2 separate regions of the Homo sapiens genome follow, and region 2 is linked to region 1. Evidence: chromatin loops called from intact Hi-C (ENCODE). Cell type or tissue: CD14-positive monocyte. All regions are shown on one strand. Each heading gives the region's core, and the rest is flanking DNA. Links, peaks and the distances in the headings are about the cores only. Region 1 overlaps DCDC1 (doublecortin domain containing 1). Region 2 overlaps LINC02755 (long intergenic non-protein coding RNA 2755).

The links. Peaks named below come from ENCODE experiments on the same cell type or tissue, not always from the same donor. Only the 100,000 strongest peaks of a DNase experiment are listed, where the experiment ranks them.
Region 2: it touches region 1 in a loop (6-fold over the local background); 2 of 110 quality-filtered maps call a loop at or near these places.

Annotation. Positions count from the first base shown.
Region 1 is chr11:30,915,176-30,926,634 of GRCh38, forward strand. It overlaps DCDC1 (doublecortin domain containing 1), which reads right to left. Exons shown (of 39, transcript NM_001387274.1): 23 at 10,134-10,233; 24 at 7,328-7,463; 25 at 5,601-5,760; 26 at 1,695-1,853; 27 at 336-536. It overlaps LOC105376611 (a long non-coding RNA gene), which reads left to right. Exons shown (of 5, transcript XR_007062642.1): 5 at 6,232-7,139. Among named protein-coding and RNA genes, the nearest start is that of LINC02859, 190 kb to the left of the region's middle. In CD14-positive monocyte, for the core only: CTCF peaks have their summits at 2,909 (motif pointing left) and 3,111; DNase peaks (open chromatin) are centred at 2,856, 4,436 and 4,776; H3K4me3 peaks cover 1,270 bases; H3K27ac peaks cover 3,858 bases.
Region 2 is chr11:29,528,238-29,539,696 of GRCh38, forward strand. LINC02755 (long intergenic non-protein coding RNA 2755) reads right to left here. Exons shown (of 4, transcript NR_183754.1): 2 at 3,051-3,133. Among named protein-coding and RNA genes, the nearest start is that of LINC02755, 60 kb to the right of the region's middle. In CD14-positive monocyte, for the core only: no CTCF peak of the experiment used is centred there; no DNase peak of the experiment used is centred there; H3K27ac peaks cover 719 bases.

The DNA.
Region 1 (11,459 bases), core at 1,378-9,377:
TTAGAATTCTTATTTGATCTATTCATTTCATAAAAATGACATTGATGCAAGTTCAGTCTTGAGCCCAATGGCCAGATAAAACTATACCCAGGAGATCAGAGGGAACATTCCTCCTCTGAATCTGATTGTGGATAAATTGTATGTAGCTTACCTAGCATTTACATTTGATTTTATTCCCTTCCTCTTCTTTGGCTAGGATAAAGAATTATCAGCTAAGTTAAATAGAAGACCCAGAATTCTCAGATATAGTTCATCTTGTTCTGTGGGGACCATGCTAGACTTATTAGGATCCTATTCACCTTTTGATATAGTAAACCCAAATATAATGGGATTACCTGCTGTCTTCCTGGTGTATCCAGCGCTGATGACTACCATCAGATTTCTTCTCCACCAAAACCACCTCCATGCCTGATCGGAGATTGGGACCTTGAACCCCCAAGACTAGCTGAGGAGCAGCATGGCTTATAATCTGCCCATCTCTGTATTCGAACTGCTGATGACAATGCTTGTGCAATTTACTATGCTTTGGTGAACAGCTGAGATAAAGAAATCTCTATTAGTGGCAGAAAAATGTCCCATGCACTTGATCATGCACTTGATGTGCTGGAGATTATAAGTTCTGTTGGTGAGAGCTCCAACGTGAAACACGTTAACTTGAAATGATAGACCATATCATTAGAATGACGGCAATGCTACCAGCACTGCACTTCTAAGCTGACATAAGAAGTAGAATTCTGAGCTTATTTTGTAACATAAATAAATGTTTACCAGGAGAATATTTGAAAAATTCGTTAGCAAAGAAAAAAGAACTTCAGTTGACAAGGTAATTTAAAGAGGAAAAAGTAAAATTTAAAATTAAGTAAGAGAATGGGGGCAGGGGCATGTAGAATAAAAACAGAGAAATAAAGGAATTCTATTCAAACTATGATTGTTTCTTTCCTCTATCTACAGTATCCCTGGAAACAGAACACCATTCTCCAAGTTTTTAACTCACCTCTAACAAGTCATAGCATATCATAAAATAATGATGCACTAATAATTTAAATGACTGTCTTAAGGACCTTACATTAAGCAGAAGTAACATATTACATATCACAACACATTGTCAATTAAATTAATCTATAAACATCTATTAAGCCCCTACTACGTGCATGGCCTAGTGCTAAATGTTGAAGTGTCAAAAATGTTTAATTCATGTGTTCCAGTGACTGCTGTAATGTCAAGTAAATGTCTAAAGATTATGAAATAATACAAAGTACTATATATTCCTGTCATTTCATTGGACATTGACAAAAAACATTAAACTAAAAAGGAAGAAACTGCATTTTCTTAATTTCTTAAAAACATTAGGGCATCTTAAATGCTTATTCAGAAGTTCACTCACACATTCATTCAACAAATATATAGGCTCTGTGCTAAGTTGTCAGGAGGCAAAGGTGGATAAGCATACTGTTTAATAGAAAAAAACACACAAATGAGTAAGATATTATACACTGAACAAAATAAACCAAAGAGTAAAGGACCTTCCCGCAAAATTTTGTAAATATTTTAATCAAAAACATAAGACAAAAATGTGCATGTTGATAGAAACAGCAGCTAACAGCAGTGAAAACTCTTGGGAATATATGTGTCCCAAGGTGAGAAAACTAACACTAGACAGAAATCTTTAAGAGGAATCCTTTGCAACTTTTTACCTGTGTTTCTTCTGTGGTTCCACATTTTCAAAGAGCCCTTTTTCCGTTTTCTTTGGAAGACTGTCATCCTCATCAAAGTCATGTGAAGTTTCCTGCCAGGCATACCTGGGAAGTGTGTGACAAGCCTTCATTCGAAGATGAGCTCTTACGTGTGAATCTCTATCAAGGTTCAGAAGCAAACATAAGTCTAAGAAATCTCATTCGTGTTCACAGAATTTTTTTCTGAGGTGTAGTCTGATCATATTCCACAGGATGTTGGTGGATCTATAAATCTTATTTCCATAAGGGTGCCTAATACTGGAAATTCACATCTCACTAATACATCATTTAGATCTTTTAATATAAGGCTACAAATAAAATTCCTCAATCACATAATAAACAGCATTCATCTTTGTCATGTTTACTCAGAAAAAAATGGGACTATGTATTGTATTTCAAAAATCATAAAGATTGACTACTCAGTAGTTTGAGAAATTCACAATGAACATGTAATGAGACTCCCTCTCTCTACCCCATAATTGGGTCATAATTCTGACTGGAACAGTACAGCCTAGATTACCCGGTTTTGTAAAGTTTACTCATTAGACAAGGTTAAGAAACCTTAACTTTTCCAAGATTTCTCCACAGAGAAATCTAGAGAAACTCAAATAGCATCTGCACATATGAGCCAGCTTTTGATAGAGAATAATATACTAAACAGAGTAAATAGTCATAGTTTGAATAATTGAGTCAGCCTTCTGGCTTCTTACTAAAATGAAGATATAAAGGGGATCAGTAGCCGCCATATAGATCTGTATATATAAAGTTCCAGGCCACTGTTGAGAGCACATTTGCCTTCAGTGGGATTGTGATATGAGGACTGCTTGACTGAGGAAGGATAAATATACAGGCAAAGCAGCAAGCCTATTTCAGCACTCTAAGTATGCGTACCTGTAAATAAAGTTCTCTGGGACAGACTGATCACCAAGGTGCTTGTCATAATTTGATGTAACTACAAGCATTATTAAATTACCAAAATCTTCAGGGACAATTCCTGTGCTAGCAGAGCTGACCGTACTCTTTTCAAATGTAATAGAAGTATTACATGTGGATATGAAACTGGTGGGTAATCACTGCCTCATTCAGAACTACAGGCAGCACAAGCGGCTTCTGAAGGCAAACCTCTCCCTTTACAGTTAAAAAAAACAACAGCGCCATCTTGTGTTAAAAATAAAACGCACAGCTTTCTCATCAATTCCATTTCTTTGGGGAAAAGGAAAAAAAAAAAAGTCATTCTTAGTTTTAACAAAGTTAGCAGGATGCAAACAAGATTCTTCACCCAAATCCAGATGTTTAACTTTCTTACTCAGAATTTCTCTATCAGCTCTTGAACTTCCTGGCAAATGAGGTATAGTCAAGTCAGTTTTAGAACAGTCATTTTTCAGTCCATCTTGCTTTATTAATTTGTTCATTCATAGAACAAACCATTCGTTAGTTATTCACTCCTTTAATCAATATTTATTGAACATCTACAAGACAGGTAAGTTATCAGTGCTCACGGAGTTTACATTCTAGTGGGAAGAGGAGAGATTAAATAGACAAGTAAATGAATAAACAAGATAAATGCCATAAGTTGAATAAAATAGGATATTGTAATGGAAATTGACTGGGATGGGGTAAGGTTTACGTTAGCAATGGAGTCAAAGAAGGTTTCTCTGAGAGGTGATGTTTGAATTGAGACAAAGACAATAGAAAGGGGCCAGCCATGTAAGGATCTAGAGGGAGAGCATTCCAAGCAGAGAAAAGAACAAATGAAAAGGCTATGAAGCAAGATTATGGTTAGCCCACTTGAAGAACAGAAAGACAGTGGTGTGACAGGTATGCAGTGAGTGAGGGGATGGTAGTTCTAGACAAGGCTGAAGAGGTGGGCAGGTACCTGTGATTCAGTGAGGAAATGAGAAAGTTTCCCCCACTCTCTGTGTTCCAAAAATCTTTTTTTCCTGCAAAGCACAGAGTAGGCAAGTGCTACTAGAATTTCTTTTCCATTTTTCTTATTGTTTGTGCCGGACACCTTTATGATAAAAAAGCAATCAAAAAGGATCCTTCTAGATTGATGTTCTAGCTGCTGGCTTTATGCATGTCCCTCCTTAAATCATCCCATTTTTCAAATATGCAAAAAACTCCAAACAAGCACATTTAAGAAAGTCTGGGAAAAATCTTACAGTGACTTCCTGATATTAGATGATTTAGGATTATTTCAGGATCATGTCATCAGAAATGGTTCAAATGACTAGTGACAGCCTGGAAAATAGATAACCCTGTATATTAAAAAATATTTCCAATAGTTTAAGGGCTGCCAAGTAGAAGAGGTATAGGGCATAGTACAGAGAAACATATGGAATAATAAGATGGAGATGGTCTAAATAATTATTTAAATGTTAGAATGGGCCTCCTTGAAAACAGTGATCTCTCTGTTATTAGGAGTATTCAAGAAGAGGCTTGAGCAAAAGAGCCTGCTTGGAATATGCAGTAGATGCCTGCATTGTACTCTGAGAGAACCCAATCACTTTTAACCTCAAGGACTCCAGGCCTTCATGAAATCTCTGATTCAGAACAATGACGATCTTTGCTCTCAAAAATGTTTCTTTTTTCTTACTTTCTGTTTATTTTTTTCCAAGTGCAGACTAAGAGGCTAGATGACACATTCTTTAGAAGGGGATGTGAAAGTTCGTGGTCAATTCCCTGACTGTTGAGAAAGATGCCATCTAGGACCAATCATTCTCTCTGAAAAATGCCTTCTGGTGCCTTTGTTAGTGTCAGTCATAGGACCAACTGAATCACCCATCCAAATGAGGAAGTTTGGTTCCTAAAATAAACGTTCATATTCTTATAATTGAGGATAGAAACAATTAATAACAATGATATATAAATTAGTTTCACAATTATTGCAGAGGTAATTGGCCAGGTATTTTTGGTTTTATAATTTGGAAACACATTCAATCTTTCATTCATTTATTCAGTAAATGATAATTAGAACCCATGTGACAGAATCTTTGCCCTCAACGTTCCCAGGCTGGTAGAGGGAGGGGTAGGCAAGGGGGAGAGGGACTGACAAGCACATTGCCACGTACAGTCATTGCTGTAATTGACTTCAATGCTAAAGTATCATTCTACAGATAAGTACGGGGCAAGTAAAGGCACTGCAGTGGAGAGAAATTCATATGTGGCTCAGAGGTCTGCAACAGAACATAAACAGAATGTGCAATATGCAGGCGACAGCTTGTCGTTGCTGAGCTGGAGGTTGGAATTCATGTGGCAGAAAGAGACAGTGGGCATGGGAATGCAAATGAGGGTCAATGACAGGCATGAACCAGGGTCAGAAGGCCTTGGGATTCCAGATGAATAGGTTTTTCTGTCTGCAATAGGTACCCTTAAAAAACTATGTGAAAAGGATTGTACATTAGAAAGTTAATTGTCTACAGTTTAACTTAGAGGGGAATTGGAAGGAAGATATTACGGCAATAGAGAGAAATCAGAAAGCTATTTCAATGATCCAGAAAGATAACTGTATATTAACATGTGTCAACTTGAACTTAGGGAAGAAGTTTAATTTATCCTGAAGTCAATGATTATGGAAACAAAATTTGATGAATTCCTCAAATAAATGCCTACTATCCTAAAATTCTAGCCTCTTAAAAATAATAACATTGTAACAATATTACTGAAAATAGATCACTGTGATGGTTGAACATCGAAGCTGTAGTTGTATCATTTTGCCGGAAAACTAATTAAATACTAGCTCTTCAGCTGCCATTAGTTTCACAAACTTGGCATGAGCTCCCTGCATGGGCTCTGTGCTGTTATCGGGCTAATGAGCTGAGTTCAAAAAGCAGCCAGGTAGCTTTTCAGGCTACACTGATTACTTACAGAATTTCACTGGAAGCATTTTCCGTTGTTAGAGGATCTTCTTGCATTTGCTTTTCTTCCGGTTCTGTAACTTGCTTCTCTTCTCCAAAAATTGCTACAGGTTTATGCACAGCAAGCTTGCTTCCAGATACAATGTCACTTTGGACTTCTAAAACAAGAGCTGAGCAGAAATTCACAAATTGCAAAGACATATTACTTACAATTGCAGAGCATCAGGAATTTAAAAACACACACTAAAATACAAATGCAAAATAATTCCATCTATTTGGTCTATTCATAGGTTACTTATTAAACTCAGTTGAATTTAATTTTAATTTTTATAGATTCTTTACTCTCAAGATATTCTTAGTCAAAAATACTAAAAATTGGTCTTTCCAAAGATCAGTTAATTATCATATATCGTAATTATTCAAATGGGCTACATTATTTAGATATATGTTTCTAGATCATTCTCTGGGATCCAAAACTCATCAGTGGAAGTCCCAGTCCCAGTCCCAGAGAAAGCCTTGAATGACACATGCAAAGTTTTACTACACGGTGTTCAATATATATAATAGGGCAATGTTTTAAATTATACTAATTTTTTTTCTTTTTCTTTTCTCTATATGGACTTTTGTCCTGGTTCCTGGAGAAAACTTAATGGAAGGAGGAAGATCATGAGGAAATTAGAACTTTTATAAAAGAAAAGCAAAAGTCCAAAGATAGTTTTTGACATTCAAACAGCATACTGCCATCGAACGTGGAAGTCAGGATGACACAGTCATGATCTATGGTTTCTCCAAAAGCCTGTAGCTCCCACTTACTGTATCAAGAGTTTAACTTCAGGATTGACCTGGAGAAAAACCATCACTCCTGGGCCAGAGGGGATCTGGGGCACAAGACAGAGAAAGCCAGAAAACTAGCACAGCATGTCTTGATTCTCTCTACAGGCTTCACTTTGGGTATCTTAGTTAAACTGGGGAAACAGTGAGGACACTGCCCATTGTCCCCTTTTGAGCTACCCTTGCTACTCCAATCTGAGGCACAGCCAGCCACGTGAACTGGGATCTGGTTTCTGGGAGGTGCAGCTAAGACCCAGGAGTTGCTGAGAATCTTTTTGGGGAGCTTTCCAAAAGTGGATGCCAAGCAGGGGTGAGGTGGCTCTGTAGCAAGGACTGCAGAGGTGATGAGATGACCACTCAGTCATAGTCAGGCTCCAGAGGGCCACAGGAAGCAGAGAGAAGGCTGAATCAGGGAGGTAGCACACCCACCCAGAGTATCGTCTGAACCAACAGAAGGAACCATAAGTCACTCCAGTCATCGACTTCAGACAGTAGAGCCCAGGAAGCAAGAAGATCTGCAACCCAAGTGCTTTTTTTCTATCTTAGAGTGGAACTTAACGTGAGATTCTGGAGATAGAGAAATCTGAAAGCTCTCCCTAAAGGGACTAATTAAATTAATGGATGGAACAAAATGTAAACATGATTAGAGAATGCATAAGGCTCACAAAGAAGGTCAGATCTGTTAATGACAAAATAAAAAGATGATGTTCTCTTTGCACATTCAAACTGTAGTGTGAACTAAAATACTCAACCCTGTCAAACACATAATTTAGTTTAAAGAGTTAAACAGCAAGATGCAGAGGTGAAATATTACTTGTTTAAACAAACTTTGACTTTTTAAAAAGCAATATCATCAAGCATTTCATTTTGGCTGAATATATTAAGGTAAATAATTCCAATGCTTACCTTCTATTTTATGTGTGCTGCAGAAGATTTGAATTTTGGCAATGTCTGATTCTAGGTTCCTCAGGAATATTTGTTTCTTTTGCTGAGCAATGGACAGGTCAGGATTGATCCAGAGTTCTCCACATGAAACATACACCTATCAAACAAAGCATCTCTTATCCTGTATATAATTGTCACAGCAGCATTATCTGTAATAATCTAAACTGGAAACAATTAAAAAAATCAAAATGTCCTATTAATATAATAGGTGAATGATTAAAGAAAACTGTGTACCACTCAGTACTTTCAAAAAAATCAAACTGCTGATAAAGGCAACAACTTTGATGAATTTCAAGAGTTTTGTATTAAGTGAAAATACTATCTTTGTATATTACCATATTATTTTTGCAACATCCTGTGAATCTATAATTATTTCAAAATTAAAGTTTAAAAAATAATTGTTTAAGAAGAAGAGGGAAGGAAGGAAGAAAAGAGGAAGGGAGTGAGGGAGGGAAGGAGGTGGGAAAGAAGGGAGCAAGGGAGGGAGGGAGGGAGAGACGGAGGAAGGTAGGAAAGAAGGAAGGAAGGAGTAAATTACAGATTGGCAAAATTAGAGATTGGCGAACTATCCCTAAAACCCAAATCTGGTCCCCTGCCTGTTTTTGTGAGTAGAGTTTTATTAGAACACAGCTATTCCCATTCATTTACACGTTGTCTATGGCTGCTTTCATGCATCAGGAGCAGAGCTGATGCACAGCAGGCACCATATGGCCCACAAAACCTACAATATCTACTATCTCATTCTTTACAGAAAACATTTAATGACCCCTGGTATAAATGAATTTGTAGTACAAACACCAAAATGTCAATGTGGCTATTGCCAGGTGACAAGATTATGGATAATACTTTTCCTCTTCTCCTTTTTTTTTTTTTTTTGCTTATATGTATTTCTTAAATGTCCTTAAATGGATAAATATTTCTTTAAAGATGAGAAAAGAAAGTGATATATTGAGAAAGGCTCAGTAAGAAGAAAGAGAACCTCAGTGCTGCCTTTTCTGATCATTGCAAAGTCATTATTACAAACATTCGACATTTTGTGTATGAAGACCCAGGGGAAACTTTAAATAATAATAATAATAATTATTATTATTATTTGAGATGGAGTCTCACTCTGTAGCCCAAGCTGGAGTGCAGTGGCATGCTTTCGGCTCACTGCAACCTCTGCCTCCAGGGCTCGTGATTCTCGTGCCTCAGCCTCCTGAGTAGCTGGGATTACAGGCACCTGCCACCATGCCCAGCTAATTTTTTGTATTCTAGTAGAGGCAGGGTTTCGCCACGTTGCTCAGGGTAGTCTTGAACTCTTAAGCTCAGGTGATCCACCCACCTCGGCCTCCCAAAGTGCTGGGATTACAGGTATGAGCCACTGCACCCAGGCAAAAATTTCTTATTTTGAACAACGGATTTCTTTTTCTCTTTTGGACATATTTAATCATGTAACTAACTGTTTATGTTTCCATCTTCATGTTACTCTTCAGAGCAGTGACAGATTAGTTTCTAGCAAATATACAATCACTCCTGGCTCCATCTTATCCTCCTTCCACTCATACCTGCTTTGCCATGGTGGCCTCATCTATACTTACCATTAAATTAACTTTTTGTATTGTATGATTTAATGTAATCTACCTTAAATTCATTCTCTAAAAAACCCACAGTGAATAGCACAGCAGACCAAACAAAAACACTAAAAGCAAACAAACAAAACACTTGGAGAGATGGCATTAGGATTCAAAATGAGATCTAGCAGTCTCTGAGAACAACAGACTCTCCACCCTGCGATTCTGCCTCTGATGTTGGCCATTGATACTTCTGTTTAAGACTCTCTCCAGTATTTAGGTTCAGGGCCTCAGTTGAGTTCTGACGAAATGGTAGAAGCTTTGTTCTCTGTTCAAAGAATTGTAGGCATCAATCAAGGAAGGTATCTTTTTTTTTAATTTTTCAAACCAATGCCTCAAATTCTATAAATGAGGGGGAAGGCTGGGCTGCTAAAGTCCTTCCACTTTTCAGCCTTCTCCAGTCACCAAATAGAGTGTATGAAAAAAGTAGACATAATTTTGTCCTGAAAAAGTGAAATTACCATTTAGTAAAAAACCATTAAACAACTACATTTTGAAGGTCTCAAAAAGAGTAGAGAATTTACCTCCTTCAGAGCAGGAGATAGAAATTACAAAGGATTAACAATTTGGCCTTCTCCAGTTTCTTCCTTAATTTCTAGAGTCTAGGATCATGATGAACATTAAGTAGATTAATTCGGCCGGGCGCGGTGGCCCACACCTGTAATCCCACCACTTTGGGAGGCTGAGGCAGGTGGATCACCTGAGCTCAGGAGTGTGAGACCAGCCTGAGCAACATGTTGAAATCCATCTCTACCGAAAATACAAAAAATCAGCTAGGCATAGTGGCACATGCCTATAATCCCAGCTACTCTGGAGGCTGAGGTGGAAGAATTGCTTGAGCATGGGAGGCAGAGGTTGCAGTGAGCCAAGACTGCGCCACTGCACTCCAGCCTGGGTATCAGAGTGAAACTCCATCTCAAAAAAAAAAAAAAAGTTTAATTTATATACCACTCTGAAAACCATGCCAGACATATAGGAAGCTCTGAATAATGTTAGCTGTTAGTATTACTTTCTGATGTTTGCTCAGTTAGGATAATTCTGAGAGAAAATAAGAATTAAAATGGTAAGCATTTGAAGACTTATATTTAAGGGGATTCTTTCTTGGATGGGGTATTAATAAATTAATATTGCCAGTTTCAAATCCATGTCTTTACCAGTTCATCTCTTTGCAGGTCTTTTAAGGCAAATATTTCCTTCCCCTTTTCATTGTACAATCTCCGAGCTGCAGAAGGTAAATTTAAAATCTCAGTGCACCTGTAATAAAAGACACAAAAATTGACCTTGCATACAGAAAGCTTCCAGCAGCAAAGAGAGAAAATAAAAGAAATCTGGGGCCTGAATCCATAATGACAACTCTCTCTGCAGGACTGTTAGTCATGAGCTGGACTCTGGGGCCCATCAGACCCATTTGAGTCTCATTTTCCTCTCCAAATTGTGGCACTTGGGCAAATTATTTAACCTGTCTAAGGCTAGATTTCTTACCTTCCAGGGTTTCTGTGAAGATTAAAGGTTGATTTTGAAAAGAGCTCTTAGCACAGTCCCAGACATGACCAATAAATAGCTAGACACACTGCTATTGACTTTTAGTTCCTTGGTATGCCCCACACTTTTCTATTTCTGTGCCTGCGTTCTTTCTCCTACCTAAAAAAATTTTTCCTTGGCTTTTTCTGATGTAGTCTTGTTCTTTCTCCAAGGTTGTCAAAGTCTAATTTGTCACCAAGTTCCTCAGCTCCCTCCACCAGAGGGTAGTCTGTTTCAACTACCTTTGAAACAGACGTTTTTAGCCTGGTTAAACACTGAACACTGATTTCCCACTCCCACAACCCCCTGCCTTCCCAAACAAGCACCGGACAAGCCCTGTGGATATTGAGATGATGACAGTTTTGTAGTTCCCTGAGGAGCTCCGAGTCTGGTCAGGGTAGAGAAAGGTGAGCAATTGAAGTGTAATATGAAGTCGTAGGTGCTGCCATAGGCACCTGCCCAGCGTGCTGTGAGAACAGAGGGGAAAACAATTTTTCCAGAGAAGCCTTATCTAAGGGAGTGGCATTTGGGTTGGGTTTTAAAGGATAAACAGGATTTCATCAAAAAGCGCTAGACTGGAGCTGAGTGTATGGACATGAGGAGGGTATGGACCAGATGAAACTGAAAAAGAAAACAGAAACCAACTGAAAGTACTTAGGATTCTAGACTGAGGAACCTGCCTTCTAGCCCATAAGCAGCAGAAAGCCATTGAAGGCATTAGAGCAGATATGTGGTGTTATCAGGTCTGCTTTTCCGAAAGTTAACTGTCAGAAAGGTGGAAAATGGGCTGGAGGTGGGAGAGGCTGGAGCCTAGACAGCAAGCTTTAGGACAGATGTAAATAGATGGAATTGTGAGGAAAAAGTAGAGCTACAGGAGACTGATGGAGCATTTTCTAAACAATACTGTGAGGATATCCCGCCTATGGAAGAAGTAGAAGATTCTTGCTAAATATATTTTG
Region 2 (11,459 bases), core at 2,334-10,333, 1.4 Mb before region 1:
CAATTCTAAGAGATTAGCTAAGCAAACTATGATCTTTTCACCAAGTAGAATACTACTTAGACATTAAAATGATTATTAATATTATTTTTTGAGAGAGTCTCACTCTGTTACTCAGGCTGGAGTACAGTGGTACAATCATGGCTCACTGAAATCTTGAACTCCTGGGCTCAAGCAATCTTCCCACCTCAACCTTCCTTGTAGCTGGGACTACAGGCATGTGCCATGAAGCCTGGCTAACTTTATTTTTATTTTTTTGGTAGATACAAGGCCTTGCTATGTTTCCCAGGCTGGCTTGAACAGCTGGATTCAAGCAATCCTCCTGTCTCAGCCTCCTGAAGTGCTAGGATTACATACATGAGACATCTCACTTGGCCTATCATTTGAAATACTATATAATCCCATAGAATAATGTTCATGATATAATATTGAGTAAAACATAATGTACAAATTATATATAGTTATACAATTATATACATAAAACTATATACAATGTGGTTTAAACTGTGTTAAAATAGTTTTTCATAGAAAGAAAAAACAAAAATACTGCACAGTATATTGTGTTTGTGTTTGAGTGTTAGGACTAGAGGTGAGTTATTTTTCCTGGTTTTCTTTTCAGTTTTTTTGTTTTCTTTCCTAAGAATGTATTACTATTATACTGTATAAAATATGATAAAAGGTCAGACTCACTTATCTCTAATGTCCTTTCCAACTCTATCATGGAGTAATTTTTGTCCCTGTATAATCAAAAGCTTGCTTCATCTTTCACACTTTTTCTTGTCTCTACCACATGTATATAATCCAGGATTTATAGTTTATGCTTGTCTTGAAATACCTGAATGTTAGCTAAGCTTATAAATAGATCTTAACATTTTGAGGCAGATTCCTGTTCTCAACAGCCAATTTTCTCATAGTAAGCATTCATTCAATGTATCCAAGATAAATTTTGAGTGTAAGCAGGCTGGACCAAGACCCTGGCCATTAATGTAAACTTATATTCCCTGCATTGCTAGATATTTTTTCTGGCTTAATAACATATTGATTGCAGGGGCTTATCTAGAAAGAGTTAGAATTGTTTTTGCTGGCAGTGTGATTTTGCATCAGCTACTCTTGTACTATCTCTTGCTTCTGATGAAAAATAGAATTACCTTACTAAAATATTTTAATATTATTAAAATTTTGAGTTTCATGACATATTTTCTGGGATTTTTAAACCTCTGAGCTAAAGTTCTGTCTGTAGCTTGGATCTATATCAGAACTTAATATTTATAAAACAAAGAAGATCCTGACACACCCTTGCATGAAAACATTGCATGATTCTAAGACCTGAAGTTAGCACTGAACAACAATGGATGTCAAAGTTGACCAGAATTGTGTTCAGATGGAAGCCTTATCATTTACTATCTATGCAACTTTGACTGATTGTTTAACTCCTCTGAATTTGAGATTACCCCCTGTAAATTGTGAATAATACTGCTTAACATGTAGGCTTGTTGCAAATATTACATCACATAATGTTAGAAAACACATAATAGGAGTCGAATCAACCAAAGTTTTAATTATCATAACTATCTAGAGATGTGGTTTACAGTATTATAACCTCAAAAGTCGATAGTGAAATGTTACATTTTTGCAGAACCCAATATGAAACTATTCCAACAATAGGGTCCACTGATGGAGAAAATACATGGAGAAATATGGATTCTTATATTGACTCATAGGCTTAAAGCTCAAACATTAAGAAATGCTAATGTAGAGAAAGAATGGTGATGTGATTGGTAGCAATAAAGTTTGGAGCTGTGAAAATATAATGCTGGCTATGAAGCTGAAGTAGGAAAATAAAGGATGCTTCATAGAAAAAATGGCAGGAAATTCAATATATAGATACATAGTTAGATTTAAGAGCCGTTTGTTTAATAAACCATTATTGGTTGAGAGAAGAACTTGTATTTTAGGCAACAGATTATAATAGAATTTTGTCCTTGCTAATCTTAAACTTGATTGACTTATACTAAATGGTCACCTCCTTAGTTCAATTTTCATATTATAAATTGTAGGCAAACACAACTTCTTATAATTTTACTAATATTAAATAAAATTATGTATTTAAAGCATCAAGCTGAATACTTGATACCTGTATGTGCTCAATTATCATAGCTCCCTCTATAACATTCAGAGCAACTCTTGAATAACATCCCTTCATTGAAGACAGATATTGAATGCTAAAATTATTCCACGGTATGTTAGGCAGTGAGAAAATCTAAAACAGTGAGGGAAATTTCTGACTTTTCCTGGGTGCCAGTGTTTTTTGCTACAGTGGCCTAAACACTCCTTCCTGGGGTTCTGGGGACCATCAGACAGGACTGTCACAATGACAATAAATCATCCCCCAAGCTGCTGCAATTTCATCTGGGGGATGCTTCCAGATGCAGTTATTACCTACATGTTGCCCAGTTAGGAAAATGCAGAGCAAATGCAATGTGACCATATTTTAGCCAGAGATTCTCAGACCTTTCCAGTCCCAGATACAGAAACCCAGACCAATCTATGGAACCATGATTACGTGGATGCTTTTCTGAACATATCACTTTAAGGAGCTTTCTGAGAATCCCCTTGAGTGTCCTTAAGATATAAGGTGTGTTTACAGATGCAAACAGGAGCTGAGGCCCTTATTATCTCTGGCCTCATGTAAGTCACTCTGCTTCTCCAAGTCTCATTTTGTAACCTGAAACAAAATTTCCTGTCCTATATGCTGCAAAGGGTCATGAAGGCCTAATGAGATAAGGGATCTAAAAATGCTGTAGGGAAAACAAAATGCAATGCTCTTTATAACACAAACTAGGATTGTTACCTCCAGAGGCAAAGAGATTACATAGTTAAAGTCTTTTAAAGTCTTTTAAATAATGTTAAGAAATGATGACCTTGCAAACATAGCCAATAGGGAACTAACTAATGGGGACAGCAAATGAAGTTGCAGAGACTGATAAGGATATAATTGAAAACCTTTGGAAAACACGAACTCTGTTTTGGGTCCTTTTCTTTTGGCATCTTACCTTGTTCCTTGTGTTTTTCGGATTCAGCTGCTGGATGCTTGATTTTGAGGTGTTACCATGCTACTGCCTCCATCTGTATCTGTCTGGGAGAAAAGCAATAGTGAAGATGAGAAAGAAGGGAGGAAAGAGAAAGGGGGAACAGAGTTCTGCATAATGCTTAGTGCTCCAAGGTCCCAGCATAAGAGGCCCACCCTGACTTTATCCATTCTTATATTTTAGATCCTAGGAACCAAAGATCATTTAATCAAAAACGTGCCTCTCATAGTTAGGGAAATTACATTCTTTTTGCCCAGTGGAAAATTTACATGTTTATTGGTTATATTCTAGGATGATATTTATTATTCACTGAAAGTTTCAAGGGCAAACAAATACACTAGAAATTTTGGAAAGACTCAAGAAACGATAAAATATTACCCCTTGACAGAACAATATTTTATAATGATATTTTGTCTGGTGGGCATGGCTGTCTGTATAACATGAAGATTAAACCTTGGCTGGCAGTGAATTTTTATGTATTACCAAGGTTAGAAGCATAAAAGGCCCTTCTAAAGAAAGTAGTGTCTGCATAAAGTAGTTCATGCACAAAATGCTTGTGATGGTGAGTTGAAATGGGAATAAGAATAGCAAGTACAGGGGCTTCTGGAAAGGTAAAAGATTACAGATGTTGTCATGGGAAATACCCACACAACATGACAGGCTACATTCACAAGAAGCTATCCATGTAGAAAGTGAATTCTTAGAAATTGCTATGGGAGCCCTAAGTAATGACATTTTCACTCTATTGCCATATAGCTTCAACAATTGTCAGATTACCACTGACTTACTAGCAGAATAACCCCAAGGTAATTGATCATCTCTTATAAATGCATGTCTCTATAAAGGGTCACAATTAAAGAAACTTTCCCAATGTACAGGTGAAGAAACAAAGTTCAGAGAAGTCATAGAGCAAACAGGTGTTGATGCTAGCCAGAGGGCAGATCGAAGCCACTTAAGCTCCAAAGTCAATTCTCTTAATCAGCTTACTATAGTATATAAGTTCCTATTAATAATGAAGTGTGAACCAAGTGGGAACAGAAAGTTGTGAAACCAGATTTTCTTGATCTTAGTGTCTTTATTTTTTGAAAGAAATTAATGATAATACCCAAGGCCATAACACTCAATAATGACAGGAAAAATATTTTTCCAACTTTTGTTCTAGCATTATACAAATATTAGCAGATAATACTTTATTTATAGTATCTGAAATGTTGTAGACATTCGGTAAATTTTACCAGCTTAATTGAGTCAAGTATCTGCAAATGCTTGTTTTCAGGCATGAATGGATTAATCCCAAACAGGACTAGGACTATGCTTAGAATTAGGAAAAAAGAAAACAAACAGAACATGGTATATTGGAAGATAAATACAGTGGTAGTAGTAGTGGAGACAAGAGATGTGTATCTCCATAAAACGCTGTTACTCTCAATATTAAATTCTTATGTCTAAGAGGAAGGAAATTAAAACTGTCAGAAAAATTTTAGTGCCTTAAGACCTTCAAAGATATGTAAATCACCTAAAATATGAAAGTATTATATTGTTCAACATGTATAAACAATAACAATGTTTTATTCATATATTTCTTCAATCACTTTATTTGTATTAATTTGCCTAAAAGTGTGCTTGGAAACAAGAATGAAAGAGACAAAAGTGATTCTTGTCCTAATTGAGTTTACATTTTCATGCAAGACATAGACAAGAAAATAAATACCATACTTATAATTTATGATTGTGTTAAGTGCTATGAAATACCAAAGAGACAGTTCTAAGCATGATTGGTATCTTAGTATGTTTACAAGTTGATTTTGTAGACATGAGACCTGATGGCTATAATATTCACAGAATCATTACCAATTGTTGGCTATAATTAGACTCCTGCTGCAAAGGGGCAACTTAACATCCTTAACTTCTTTTGACAAGGTTCAACTTTTGTTCTGAAAATAATAGAAAGGGTTTATTTTCCCAAGAGTCAGTTATTCTGAGCACTACAGAGTTCAACTGTAGTTCAAGATGCCATGTGATACATTTTGACTGGGAAAATATGGCAAAGCATGATTTCTAAGAATTAATTATATCATCCAAGATACATGATAGCAGGGGTTGCTGGTATAAAAATCATATCTGACAGAGTCCATATGACAAGCATAACATAAAGAGACCATATTATGTTTAACATGTGTATAATACAAAGAGAAGGCAATGATGGTGCATCGAACAATTTACAGAATTAGCAGATAGCCCAAAAAGCTTAAGTAAATCATTGTATTTGATTGAGCCTCATTTTTCTTATTTGAAAAAAAAAAAGTTAGTAATCAATGGTGGGAACAAACGTTTCTTTGCTAATTTTGATGTTTCCTTGCAGGTGATGAGAACACAATTAGGGTAACATTCCTAGCTTCTTTCTACCCTTTTACTTGTTCTGCTCCAGAAAAATTGGAATAGTGTGATTTGAATGGTAAATTTATGGAGAATAACATGAATGCACTCTGTTCAGCACCTCTCCTTTCTTTTTAGGAAGAGGCTGTAAAAAGGACCAGGTTTTCCCTTAGAGAGGCCTCACTGAAGAGCCAATTGCCAGGGGCGGGAAAGTCTATCAGTTTTAAGAAGCTGGATGATAGATATTCTTAGATGACTATAATTAGGCGATAAGGCAATAACATGCTGATCTGCTTAGAATTTTATTTCATTTTTCAATTAGTTCAGACTCTGGTGTAGAAAACAAGTTTTATTTAAACCATCAGCAATAATAATTTGTGACTTACAAATTCTGTTGTGAAAGTCAAATGTAGTGATGAATTTGAAATGGATGTATAAATTCAAATCTCCACATAATCTTGTGCAGTTTTTTTAGTCAAGCAATATACCTTATAACTAAAACTCAGCTCTCAAAAGCAGAAGTAAGTGTGGAAGGATAGAACTGAGGCTCAGGAATTTTCCACCACTACTAGCATATTCCCAAGATGCCTGAGCTTCAGGCAAAGCTGTTTCTATTGATCCACATAAGGCTTATTTCCATCTCTCAGTTAATTGTTTCTGTTTTGAGTTGGATTGTGACACTCAAAAAAAGCTGTGTTGGAGTCCTAATGACTGGTGCCTGTCAATATGATATTTTCTGAAAATAGAGTCTTCATAGATGTAGTCAAATTAAGATGAAGTCATATTGGAGTATAGGGTGGGCCCTTAATACAATATGAATGGTATCCTTGTGAGAGAGAAGATGCATACAGACAGTCACACAGGAGAAGGATGGCCCTGTGACATACATAGAAGCAGTTAGTGGAGAGATGCATCTACAAATCAAGGAACAACAAGGATTGATGGCAAACACCGGAAGTTAAAACAGGCAAGGAAAGATTCTTCCCTACCATTCTCAGAGGCAGCATGGCCCTGCCAATGTCTGGACTTCAGATTTCTAGCCTCCAGAAATACAAGTCAATAAATTACTGTCGTTTGAAACCATCCAGTTTGGGGTACTTTGTTATGGAGGCCCTAGGAAATTAATGCAGTGCCCATACCTAGTGACAGGAAAACCTGGGTATCATTTTTACTGCTCCACTGAAAAGACTGGTACTCCTTGACCTCAGAGAACATAAGAAAGACCATGTCCCAGTTGGCCCCTCTTCCTCAGATGCTGCTGAGCTCAGGACTATAAATAATAGTTCCCAAACCAATGTTGGTAGTGTTTTGCCCAGGAGCTCTACAAATGGAAGAGTCATGGATGAGCAAGTGGATGACTCAGTGGAGTATATGTGTGCTGACTCCCAAATGCTGGAGAGAACCAAAAGTAATCCTAAAAATTAAGTTCATTTTTTTGGTATGAAGTAGTTGTGTTTTTGTGGTTTATCAAATTAATTCCCAGATCTGAGGCACCAATGCTTGAAAAACCATGTAGATTTAATAGCTAATGGATCTACAGTGTCTCCCAGTACATGTACTCCTGATCTCTCAGCTTAACTTCTAGGACTTAATGTCTCTAAAACCTTGGACCCCATGCCTCAGACGTAAGTTTTGGCCACTTTTATTCTGACTAGTCTCTTGATCCCAATAGTATGCCTATTTTTATCTTCATACTTACAGCTGATGATGTTTCTGCAATATAAAAATCTCCCTGCTCCTATTTGCCCCTAAAAATTCAACCTTTCAAGGCCTAACTTATAATCCACTTCCATTGCAAAAACCCTGCCAGTGACTGTAATCAAGACCAACCATTCCACTACCTTATATTCCTTTCTGGTACTATTGTGTTGGTGGACTGTGTGTGTGTGTGTGTGTGTGTGTGTGTGTGTGAGAGAGAGAGGATTGTGGGGAGTGGAGAGAAAGTGGTAGCCTTGTCTTTCAACAGGATTTTTTTAGCTCCTTCAATGTATACATTACCTAGATTTCATAATTTTATTATTATCTTCAGTACATAGCACAGTGAAGTGTTTACTAGTTGATCAATACAATTTTAACTTGATGACACAGAAGTCTAGTGCTATTGTAATTTTTTTAAATGCAACTAAGTTGTGGATGCAGAATCAGGGCAAATCATGGAATTCCATTATTTCAATGAATATATGTAAATCTTGGTCAGTCCTAGGTGACAGAAGAGAGTAAAGAGGAATTACTATTTAGTGAGCCACTGAATTATGTTTCAGATACTGCACTAAGCAATTTACATAGATAATCTCTCTTAATCCTCAGATTAACTCTTTGAGTTCAGGGTCATTATTTCCAATTTTAAAATCAGAAAATTGAGAATCAGAGAGCTTCTTGAAGAAACAAGATTAAGCAAAAGGCCTTTGCATGATACTATGCCCTCTTTTCTCTTTCATCATTATATCTTAAGACATTTTGAGGAGCAGAACAAGAACACCTTTATATCCTACACAGGGATCAACCTGGCATGGTGGCTCACACCTGTAACTCAAGCACTTTTGGAGGCTGAGGCAGGAGGACTGCTTGAGGCCAGGAGTTCAAAAACAGCTTGGGCAATGTAGGGAGACCCATCTCTACCAAAGAAGTTATAGACATTGAAAATAAATAAATAAAAATAAATGGACAGGCAAACCACCGCGTGTCTATGCCTGGACATCTTGGTTCTTGGTGACATGAAACATACCACCTCAAAGGATGAGTACCGTATAGTACATTTGATTCATGAAAAGCATCAGAAAAAAAAAAAGTTTCTTTGAGGGAAAAACATCTGCTGTTAAAGTCACTTCAAAGACATTTTAAATAATTGGTTTTATTCTTGAGGATTGTGATTAAAAGAAAGCATTTAACTATTAACCTGCAAATTGACCTTTGTGATCTTGGAAAAGACAGGCTAATTATTTTTGAATGTTAGATTTTCTCTCACATTTCCAAAAAGAAGAATGAATGACTAGAACAGTGGAAGAATTGTGGATGTTCCTCATCACAGCTGATAATTACTTAGGGTCAGTGGCAGCCCCAGACATTGGCATAGTAGGTAGGTGAAAGAATTAGTTAAAATATGTTCCTTTTCAGTACAGTGATTAGAATGCATATCTAAAATATATAAATGAATACATAAACATCTTACTTTTAAGTATGACCAAGTATAGTGGTTAAAAAGAGAGATGCTGCAACTAATCTGATATTTTCTAACTCTGGCTCTACCTCTTAAAACCTGTGTGACCTAGGTCAAATTACCAAACTTCTATGGGCTTCAGTTTTTTCATTCATACTATGAGGATAATTGTAGTGCCTACTTTATAGAGCTATTATGGTAAAGAAGTTCATAGGTATAAAGCTCTTGCAACAGTGATTATAAGTGCTATGTTTGTGTTTTATATAAAATAAAATAAATTCCCAATAAAATTATGTATGGAATCATAAAAAATCATTTTCTTGGAAATCTTTGAATCCAAATGTACATTTTATTTTTCCTTTGGAGACAGCTATCTTGCTCAAGGTTACACAGATAAAACATGGGTGGAGTGAGGGCTAGAACTTCTGACTCTTAATGACTATTCTAGATCTTTTCCCAAGCTATGTTGCATGCTCAACATTTGTCAGCCATAAAAATATGCCATTAGCACTTCTCTTTTTCCTGTTAGGCTGAGAGATTCTCAGTCTCCAAACCTGACTAGAGACTGTAGTAGTAAACTTCTTGAGCTTTAAACCCTTTCTAGCTCTAGAACAAGCTTGTCCAACCCATGGCCCCTGGGCTGCATGTGGCCCAGGATGGCTTTGAATGTGGCCCAACATAAATTCATAAATTTCAAAAAGCATTATGAGAATTTTTGCAATTTTTTTTAGCTCATCAGCTATCATTTGTGTTAGTGAATTTTATGTATGGCCCAAGACAATTCTTATTCTTCCAGTGTGGCCCAAGGAAGCCAAAAGATTGGATACCCCTGCTTTAGAGGCTAAGAACAAGGAGAACAATATTCTTCAGAGCTTTTGAGTTAAGGAAATATTTCTATAGCCCCTGACCTAATTGTTTATTGCACTGAGGCATCAAATGAATCTCTTCTTCCTCTGAACCCCTGATCACAAAATATCTTATCTAACAAAAGTACTGATGGTGAATAGGACAGGGAAAGCAGATTACTATGAGATGAGTGGCATGGGTAGCAAATGACAGGTGTGTTGGGGGTGGGGAGTGTGTAGCAGAGTTCACTGCGGAAGAAAGAAGAAGGCAACCTCTGGAGCAAGAGAAATTGACAATGTATATGGTGCCTTGATATAATTTGAATGTGGTTTCTCTTACCTTAGCCATAATATTAATTGGGAATGAACAGAAGTGATGGAAGGGCAAGAAGGATGAAGAGGAGTTGGAAGCCAGTGCTTATTGGTACTATGTGCAGGTCCTGTGCCAGCATTTTCTTCACAATAATTCTGTGAGGCAGCTGTTTTTAATCCCACTTTCTGGGGAAACTGGGTCTAAAATTGGTTTTAAAACTTGCTCATCTAGTTAACAAGAATTAGAGCTGGAATTGAAATACAGGGGTGTTCTGTGAAGTTCAAAGTCCTTTGGCCACAATGTCTGACTCTCCAATATAATAACCCCTTGTGTTTTCTTCTACTTGCTGAACCCAACTGAATGAATTCTCACTGTGGAACACTTTTTTTCTGACTACTCTTACTGCCAAAAACCCATCACCCTGTATTAGAAGGTACTTGACTATGTGTCAAAAAGAGAAATTGCTTTTCTTCAGTTAACTATTTTTAGCACAGATTATCTGACTAGCAGGTTTATCTTAAGTGATGCTGGCACTGTTCATGGGCCCTGGACTACTACTAAAAATACAAATGCTAATTGTGCTGAGAGCACTCAGCACAACTTTGGCTTTCAGCTCATTCTAATTGACAGACTTAGGCTTTGTTTCATGTAAATGTGCATGAACTAGATTATTTTCTTAAATTCTCAGCCTTACCATCATACTCTGCTATATTTAGCATGTTTGCTTCCCTGAATAACCCAGTTGCCTCACAATTGATTTCATCTATATTTATTGACAAGAGAGAAAGAGGTCATCAAGTACAACATTAGAATGGACTTTGGAGGCTCAGTTGTACTGAGACATATCCTGTGGTACTTGGTTCAGAATGTGGTACTTTGTACAAAAGAATCATGAATGAAAGAAAGTGATTTCTCATATTTGGAGCTCTCCAAGTGACCCAAATGATCCCAAATAAAAGAAGAATGGTATTCTTGGCTGAAAATGAGACATTCACATTCATAATTACAATTTTTATAACCAAAACAAGCATTATTGCTATTGATAGATGTAGTCAGAACATGAATATCAGCATAGGCCCATAGATTTTAATACATAACCAAGAAGTTTTTCTTGAACCTTCAACAACTATCAGTTGTTTTTGTTGATGATAGAAGTTAGGAGTTCTTTAAAGTAATGGTCTTCGAAATAATGTATTGTGCTTTTGTGTATTGTTTTGTTTTTGGATATATTTTCTGTTCTTCTATAATTACTGTCTCTCCTCTGAGGCACCAAAAGATGTTATTTATTAATTGACAGTAGTTAGTACTGAATATAAGCACAATATAGTGAAGGATACAAGAAAAAGAAAGTTAACTTCCAAATCAGTTCTGGCTCTGTCACTTCCTAGGAAACAAATGACTTTCAGCAAGTGATTTATCTCTGTAAGCGGCAGCTTCCTTAACTGGTAAGAAAATAAATAGAAAGAAGGATACTAGAAACAGTCCTACTTAAAGGGAAGTTTGTGGCAAGTAAATAATATTAGTGGGAGTCAACACAGTGAAAGGCACATAGCATTTGCTCAAGCAAATGCTCAAAAAATGGTATTTTTAAAAAATAATTATTACGTACAATAGTAAAAAAGGAGCAACTTTTAATTACTTATCATTTTATTATTTTCTGTAAATTAAATTAGATATATGGT